Linked DNA regions of Homo sapiens: region 1 is linked to region 2. A link is an interaction called in ENCODE POLR2A ChIA-PET data of the cell type or tissue named here. Cell type or tissue: CD4-positive, alpha-beta T cell. All regions are shown on one strand. Links, peaks and the distances in the headings refer to the core of each region. The heading gives the core; the rest is flanking DNA.

What was found. ChIA-PET counts read pairs that join two places held together with the same protein. Peaks named below come from ENCODE experiments on the same cell type or tissue, not always from the same donor. Only the 100,000 strongest peaks of a DNase experiment are listed, where the experiment ranks them.
Region 1: POLR2A ChIA-PET joins it to region 2 with 9 read pairs; 8 of 35 experiments call an interaction of 5 or more read pairs at or near these places.

Annotation. Positions count from the first base shown.
Region 1 is chr16:3,169,412-3,173,792 of GRCh38, reverse strand. It overlaps TRP-CGG1-2 (tRNA-Pro (anticodon CGG) 1-2), which reads right to left and starts at 1,745; the gene lies at 1,674-1,745. It also overlaps the pseudogene TRP-TGG4-1. RefSeq lists enhancers at 833-1,572, 1,760-1,809, 1,830-1,899, 1,573-2,313, 2,210-2,359. In CD4-positive, alpha-beta T cell, for the core only: no CTCF peak of the experiment used is centred there; DNase peaks (open chromatin) are centred at 2,092 and 2,706; H3K4me3 peaks cover 2,074 bases; H3K27me3 peaks cover 2,556 bases.
Region 2 is chr16:3,073,003-3,077,383 of GRCh38, reverse strand. It overlaps the pseudogene LOC107984896. Among named protein-coding and RNA genes, the nearest start is that of IL32, 9.6 kb to the right of the region's middle. RefSeq lists silencers at 136-295, 2,683-2,866 and enhancers at 656-705, 2,053-2,102, 2,223-2,312, 2,383-2,502. In CD4-positive, alpha-beta T cell, for the core only: no CTCF peak of the experiment used is centred there; DNase peaks (open chromatin) are centred at 153, 1,783, 2,283 and 2,932; H3K4me3 peaks cover 3,177 bases; H3K27ac peaks cover 2,977 bases.

The DNA.
Region 1 (4,381 bases), core at 136-4,135, 96 kb before region 2:
GCTGGGGCCTTTGAGAGCCTCAATTTTGTGGGTCCATGTTTGTGGGGTGCAGATGAGGGATGGGGAGCCTGGTCCTGTCATCTTTCCCTCTACCCCTAAAAGAACTGTCCGAGGCCGGGAGCAGCGGCTCATACGTGTAATCCCAGCACTTTGGGAGGCCGAGGCTGGCGGATCACCTGAGGTCAGAAGTTCGAGACCAGCCTGGCCAACATGGTGAAACCCTGTCTCTACTAAAAATACAAAAAATTAGCCGGGAGTGCTGTTGAGTCCCTGTAGTCCCAGCTACTCGGGAGCCTGAGGCACGTGAATCACTTGAACCCGGGAGGCAGAGGTTTCAGTGAGCCAAGATCACACCATTGCACTCCAGCCTGGGTGACAGGGACTCTGTCTCAAATAATAATAATAATAATAAAATAGCTGGGCGCGGTGGCTCACGCCTGTAATCCCAGCACTTTGGGAGGCCGAGGTGGGCAGATCACGAGGTCAGAAGTTTGAGACCAGCCTGGTCAATGTGGTGAAACCCTGTCTCTGCTAAAAGTACAAAACATTAGCCAGGTGTGGTGGCGGGCGCCTGTAATCCCGGCTACTCAGGAGGCTGAGGCAGGAGAATCACTTGAACCCAGGAGGCGGAGGTTACAGTGAGCCAACCAAGATCGCACTGCTGCACTCCAGCCTGGGAGACACAGTGAGAGTCCGTCTCAAAAAAAAAAAATTTAGCCAGGCGTGGTGGCACCCACCTATACTCCCAGCTACTCAGAAGCTGAGGAAAGAGAATCTCTTGAACCCTGGAGGCACAGGTTGCAGTGAGCCGAGATGGTGCCAATGCACTCCAGCCTGGCAACAGAGCGACACCTTCTCAAAGAAAAGTATAATTATATAATACAATTATATTATTATGATATAATCATATTATTAATATAATTATATGATACATATATACTACATATAATATATAAACACATATAAAATATATATGTTTAGATATAAAACATATGTTTTTCATATGTGTGTATATTATTCAATACTGTAGACACGAAATCTAATTTCCATGTGTAATGAGAGAATGAGATATCTTATTTTTTTGGTACGAAGTCTTCAAAATCCCGATGTGTATTTTGTACTCACAGCAGCACATCTCAAGGGGACCAGCCATATTTCAAGTGTTTAAGAGCCATATGTGGCTCCTGGGCACCTTCCTGGCTAGCGCAGCAGGGGGCCATCGGGTCAGGCAGCTTTGACCTGCTCTCAACGAGCTTCATCTGTGACTCCGCCTTGGCCTGCAGAGATGTGGGTTTCTAGGGCGGGGAGGGGAGGTCGAGGAACGAGTAGCTCTCCAGGGCCCGCCCAGACCGTGCACACTACTCGATCACTCAGAACCCAACCACCGGCCTCCACCATACCCGGAGCCCATGTGGAGCTGAGCGACCCGGGCTGCAGAGGGTACAGCTTCTCTGGTCTGGGGTTGGGAAGGAGAAGGGCGCGGGACTCCCTCGAGGCTGAGGCAAGTGCCGACCAGGCCAGCCTCAGGAGCATCCTTGTCCCTTGTAGCTGAGGCACAGACCTGGACCGACCTGAAGCGGAGCAACGCGACTGGTAGTTGAGGCTTCAGGCTCGGTCCCCGATTTTCTAGCTCTATATTCTCTAAAATGACAAGGGAAAAGTAACCACTTCTAGGGCTCGTCCGGGATTTGAACCCGGGACCTCTCGCACCCGAAGCGAGAATCATACCCCTAGACCAACGAGCCTCCCGTGCGTGTATTTCCGCTGACATTTCAGACACCTGCCACCAATCCGGCACAAATCGGCTGATTCCGAAGTGGATAGAGCTCATCGCCGTCCCCAAGTGATTGGCAGAATTCTGGGGTCGCTGCGGGGAGACCCTGGTGAACCAGCCCCTTGGAGACAGAGCCCATCCACACTGGGCTTGGTAGGGGATGCTCAGGGTCAGGCCTGCAGCCTGGGGCTCCCCGCTGTATTTTCCCCTGCGCCGGGGTTACCGGGTCTGCGCTCACACCTGGGGCTGCTGACTCATACCCAAGGCCTTGCCCTAGGAGGATGGCTGAGCGGCCAGCCCACCTTTCATCCGACTGCGCCGGTGGTTGGCTCCATCCCAGAGGCGCCCCCATAGCCTCCCTCGGATGGAGCCCAGCGCCTCTGCCCTGACTCAGACGTTAGCTCTGCCCCCGTGTCTTCCTCTGTCAGCAAGAGCTGAAAAAGTTCCAGGAGGTCACTGGGGATGAGCAGCGACGGCAAAGGGCATCACAGCGACACACACTCGCTCCGTTTCTGTTTCTCTCTCACTCTCTCTCCAGGCGCTGTGGTTTTGCGGTTATGATTAGGGTGAGAGTGGGCCTCAGGGTCAAATCCTGTTGGGCCAATACCGCAACACCTTTTGAATCCTTCTTTAAGGACCTGAGCAGGTTGGAAAGCCAGTGGACGCGGCCTGGATGTGGAGAGGATCCAGCGAGTTCCGCGTGTGGTGGGCGAGAGGGTCCTGCCCATCGCCACAGGCCGCCCGCCCTATTTTGCCCTAGATCAACCCCACCCCAGACCTGAGCGCTGTCCCACTCCGGGGACTCCCTCCTCCCCTCTGGTTGGGCTTCTCGCTGCCGCGATCGTGGGCTCCCGGCCACGCTCCTAGAGCTGGCATCGACGTTTATGGAGAGCGGAGAATACGAAGTCTTGGGTTCCAGAAAGATAAGGCGCGGGGCGGGAGGGGGGTGAGGGAGTGGAGGAGCAAAGATGGTGCTTCCCGCCACCGAGGCCTGTTGGTCTAGAGGTATGATTCTCGCTTTGGGTGCGAGAGGCCCCGGTGCGAGTCCCAGAGGAGCCCAGCCTGCCGTGATCAGCTGTTGTTTGTTAGCCTGGTAAATCCAGCGCGCAAGAACAAGAATGGAGCGAATGAAAGAATCTTTCACAGGCAAAGCCGGCGCTTCCTCCCTCTCCTACCTTCTTCGGTTTCTCAAACTGCAGGATGAGACCCCACCAGGCGGGGCCTTGGGCCCCGGGCCCGGGTTTAAGAACCCGGAAATCAGCTCACCGCCAGCCACCTCCTGGATCCAGGACTGAGTACTCTGGACAGCGCGCGACCGGCCGTTTTTCTTCTTTTAGGAAAGGACTGCGGGTACAGGTGCTTGACTGAGGGTGGGAGTGAATGAAGACGGTGTCCGGGGACCCGGTGGCCGCAGCCAACTCAGTCTCCGCGTCCCTCGCTTGTTGGTCTAGAGAAGTAAGCGAACGCGATGGACGCCTCCCCCGGCAGGAGCCTCTGTACTGGGCGGGGGCAGGGGGGCTGCCCAGCCCCAGCGGATGGAACCCGGGCACCTGGTCACGCCGCCTCCCAGATTCCGGGGCGCAATGGGCTCAGAGGCTCAACTTCCTTCTCTCTTTAATCCCCTTCCCTCGCGGGGATCTGAACTGAACCTAGGACAGTTCTGAAGTTAACACCCCTCTTCCAAAGTAAAAGACCCAGACCATATTTTAATTCTTTAAAAAAGAACAAGTCGGCCGGGCGCGGTAGCTCACGCCTGTAATCCCAGCACTTTGGGAGGCCGAGGCGGGCGGATCACGAGGTCAGGAGTTCAAGACCAGCCTGCCCAACATGGTGAAACCCCCATCTCTACTAAAAATACAAAAAATTAGCCAGGCATGGTGGTGCATGCCTGTAGTCTCAGCTACTCGGGAGGCTGAAGCAGGGGAATCGCTTGAATCCGGAGGTGGTGGTTGCAGTGAGCTGAGATGGGGCCACTGCACTCCAGCCTGGTGACAGAGCAAGACTTCGTCTCAAAAACAAACAAACAAACAAAAAAGAACAAGTCAAGCTGGGCAGGGTGGCTCATGCCTGTAATCCCAGCACTTTGGGAGGCCTAGGCGGGCAGATCATTTGAGGTCGGGAATGAGACCAACCTAGCCAACATGGTAAAACTCCGTCTCCACTAAAAATACGAAAATTAGCTGGGCTTGGCTGCATGCACCTGCAATCCCAGATATTTGGTAAGCTGAGGCAGGAGAATCATTTGAACCCGGGAGGCGGAGGTTGCAGTGAGCCGAGATCACGTCACTGCACTCCAAGCTGGGCGACAAGAGCAAGACTCCGTCTCAAATAAACTAAAATAAAATAAAATAAAATGAAAAAGAACAAGTCAGGTCTAGATTTATCTACATGGAGTCAAATTTTTTATTCTCAAAGATCACAGGCGTCGTGTGTTAAAGCATGCATCTAATTTTTTGGTGGGCACAATAGTAGGCACAAAATAAAGAGCACACAGTTCAAAGTGAAGATTGACAATAACCAAGAAAAATACCTTTGAAAAACAGCCAGTGTTCATTTTCTGGCATTGATGCTGAGCCACAGTTATGGAAGTCTTAGGGGATACTGGGT
Region 2 (4,381 bases), core at 149-4,148:
CTTTTATCGAGTTGCAAATCAAAGAAGGGGGGACATGTTGGGAACAGGCCCCCCAAGATCTGGCCATAAACTGGCCCCAAAACTGGCTATAAACAAAATCTGCAGCACTGTGACACGTTCATGATGGCCGTGACGCCCACGCTGGAAGGTTGTGGGTTTACCGGAATGAGGGCAAGGGACACCTGGCCCACCCAGGGCGGAAAACCGCTTAAAGGCGTTCTTAAACCACAAACAATAGCCTGAGTGATCTGTGCCTTAAAGACACACTCCTGCTGCAGATAACTAACCAGACCCACCACTTTACTTCGGCCCATCCCTTCATTTCCCATAAGGGATACTTTTAGTTAATCTATTATCTATAGAAACAATGCTAATGACTGACTTACTATTAATAAATATGTGGGTAAACCTCTGTTGGGGCTCTCAGCTCTGAAGGCTGTCAGACCCCTGATTTCCCACTTCGCACCTCTGAATTTCTGTGTGTGTGTCTTTAATTCCTCTAGCGCCCCTGGTTTAAGATCTCCCTGACCGAGCTGGTCTCAGCAAGCAGAGGGTGCCCCTGCACCAGGAAAGGGGGGCACAGGAAGGCCCTGCAAGTGCAGCTGCAGCCAACAGGAACAGCAGGACACCTTCCAGAGGTGACCCCAGCCGCCTCTGCCCAGCACCCCCCTGCCCCAATCCTCCACGATCCCTTTCTCCAGTCACCCACTCAGCATGGCTGTGCTGGACACTGGGCCACAGGGCTGAAGCGACCCAGAGAACACATAGAGGAAGGGGCCACCTTACACACAGATGGGGACCCTCCTCTGGGAAGGGAGCACTTTTTGCACAGAAGTTTGAGGGGAAGGAGCTGGGTGTGGTGGCTCACTCCTGTAATCCTAGCACTTTGGGAGGCTCAGGTAGGAGTTTCACTTGAGCCCAGGAGCTCAAGACCAGCCTGGGCAACATAAGGAGAACCCCCTTCTCTACAAAAAAATTAAAAAATAGCCAGGAATGGTGGTGCACGCCTGTGGTCCCAGCTACTCAGGTTCCAAGCTGAGGCAGGGAGGCAGGAGGCTTGCTTGAGCTGGGGAGGTCGAGGCTGCAGTGACGCATGACCATGTCACTGAACTCCAGCCTGGACAACAGAACAAGGCCCCGTCTCAAAAAAAGAAAGAAAAGAAAAAGAAACTTGAACTTGAGGGGGCAGTGGGGCAGGGGCAGGAGCCTATAAGGTGCGTGCCATTCTCTGCTGGCAGCCCCAGCCCTGGCAGCGTACCCTCCTCCCAGCTCCAGTCTATGGTCAGCAACCCCCGCCCATCTCCCCCATCTGCTGGGGATGTAGGTCCATGTCCTTGACCCAAGACCTTCCCTCATTCCTGCCCCCATCCCTCCTCAAGCCATATCCCTTACATCCCTTGAGTCCTCCATCCCCCCTCCCCCATCTCCCTGTCCACAGCCTCTGCCCCTCCTCTCCCTACCCTGTACCACCCCCACCCCAGGTCTTCCTCCATCTCCTTGGGAACACAGAGCTCCTCTAGCAGGCACTCTCAGAACACAGCCTGCCGGCCCCAGCGCCAGGCCTGGCTCCCAGCCTGTTCCCACCACAGCAGCCTCTTCCCTCCGGATTCAGCTCAGGCGCCAGGACCGGCAGGACCGAGACGCTTCCCATGTCAGCCCTGGCCAAAGCCCAGCTCCTTATCCATCGGTGAGCTGCCTGCCAGCTCCTGCTCCAGCTGCTGAGAGGCCTGAAGAGACCAAGACAGAGACATAGCCCTGCAGCACCACAGGGAGGCCCCAATTACCCCATGCGGATGAGTTTCATGGCCATCTCTAACTAAGGTCAGCACTGCTCAGGGCAGGTTCATAGGTAACGACCTGGTGAACTGAAAAGCAAATTTCTCTCGGTCCCTAAAACCACTAGCTGAGCATCTAAGCATGAAACATGAGTCCTAAGAGGGGTAGCAAACACGTTTTCATTCACTTCTCACCAAACCTGTCCCCTATGTCCATTTTACAGAGGAGGAAACTGAGGCACAGAGACTTCAAGGTAGATGGCCAGGTACCCTGGCTCTGCCAGCCTGCCGTTCAGCAGGGGCTTCAATGGTCTTGCTCAAATCACATGTGCGCTGATGAATGTCCTTGTTGACTGTAGGTTCTCTTGTTGCTCTGAGTCCTTTTTCTGAGAAACTGAAGTTTGGTGTTTTGATCACGGCCATATCATTCATCTCTCACCTTCTATCCTGCCTTGCATGTCTTTAACCACACTGAGCTTCCGGGCCCTGCACCCCTTCCTGCACCCTTGTCACACCATGCATCTGGGGGAAGTTACACAACCACAGCTGTGCAGACCCAGCCTCACGAGATTCTCAGAGGGCAGTCCACAGGGGCCCCAGCACCTCCTATCATCCTTGCCCCAGGCTTTGGCAGGCAGCTCCTGCACACTCCCCTCAGCCCCATGCCAGGCCCACAGCCCCTCAAGCTTTCATCCAGCCCCGGCCCCCAACTTTCTTTTCTGTCTCTTTTTTTTTTTTTTTTTGAGACGGTGTCTTCCTCTGTCACCCAGGCTGGAGTGCAATGGCGTGATCTCAGCTCACTGCAACCTCTGCCTCCCAGGTTCAAGTGATTCTCCTGCCTCAGCCTCCTGAGTATCTGGGATTACAGGCGCCCCACCAACACACCCAGCTAATTTTTGCATTTTTAGTAGGGACGGGATTTCACCATGTTGGCCAGGCTGGTCTCGAACTCCTGACCTCAGGTGACCCCCCCGCCTCAGCCTCCCAAAATGCTGGGATTACAGGTGTGAGCCACCGCGCCCGGCCCTCAGCCCTAACTTTCAAATGACAATTGTGTTTCCTGTTTCATCAGGACAGGACATCGATGTCATCTGTAACTTCCAGTGCACTGGGACACACAGCTGTATCTCCCCATGCTCGCCTCCTGCCCCTCCCGGTGTGAGGACTTAGCCTGGATCACCTCCTCCAGGACAAGAACGACCTACCGGCATCTATCCATCCAATCTCCCCACCCATCCATCACTGCCTCTGTGCATGCATCCTTCCAACCATTCATACACGCCTCTGTGCATGCATCTGTCTGTCTGTCCCTGCCTCTGTGCCTGCATCTGTCCATCCATCCCTGCCTCTGTGCCAGTATCTGTCCATCTATCCCTGCCTCTGTGTATGCATCTGTCTGTCCATCCATCCCTGCCTCTGTGCCTGCATCTGTCCCTCCGTCCATCCCTGCCTCTGTGCATGCATCCTTCTGTACATCCCTGCCTCTGTGCATTCATCTGTCTGTCCATCCCTGCCTCTGTGCATGCATCTATCCATCCATTCATCCTTGCCTCTGCCCATGCATCCGTCCATACATCCCTGCCTCTGTGCATGCATCTGTCCATCCATCCATCCCTGCCCCTGTGCATCCATCTATCCATTCATCCCTGCCTCTGTGTAGGCACCTGTCCATCCATCCCTACCTGTTTGCACTCATCTGTCTCTCCATTCCTGCCTCTGTGCATGCATCTGTCCATCCATCCATCCCTGCCTCTGTGCATGCATCTGTCCATCTATCCATCCCTCTCTCTGTGCATGCCTCTGTCCATCTATCCATCCCTGCCTCTGTGCATGCATCTGTCATGCTATCCAACCCTGCCTCTGTGCATGCATCTGTCAGTCTATCCATCCTCCATCCCTTTCTTTGTATCAGCTTATCCTGTGCTGAGTGCTCACAACTCCTTCATCCTAAGACGCTCATTGGACCTATTCCCTCCCCCGACTCCACGCCGCTCTCTGCCCTCCCTTCCTGGTCAAGTTCTCCAGCCAGTGGTCTCAACTCAATCTTCTCTTCCTCCGCTCCTCTCATGCCTAAGCCCACTGCCGCCTAAATTCTTCCCCAACCCACTGGGCCTACCGGCACTAAAAAGGTCACTTTGTCCCTGGATGACCAAACACAGGCCAATGTAACTTACTGGGCTTGTTTTGCCCCAGCCACAGCTGACCACTTCCTCCTTCACTCTTGTTGTTGATCACCTTTGGGCTTAGTCTTTCTCCATCTCTGTTGAGTCCTTCTCCCCTGCCACCTACTCCTTCATGCTGGGGTTCTCTGTAGCTCTGTACCTGACAGTCACGTTCCACCCTTTCCTCCCAGAAGCTCGCCAACCCCCGTGGACTGCTGGCTCTCAAGGCGGCCACTAGCCCAGCTCCGACAGCAGCTGACAATGCACAGTATGCGGCCCAGGGCAGGCCCTGTGCTGAGAGGCATGGGTGAATGGCTCATTTCATCGGCAAGCCCCCGCCACCAGCAGGCGCCGTTCTCCTCGCATTTCTCAGGGGAGGAACCTGAGACAATGAGGTTAAGGAAGTTGTTCATTACAAGTGGAAGAACCCTGACTTACTTGAAT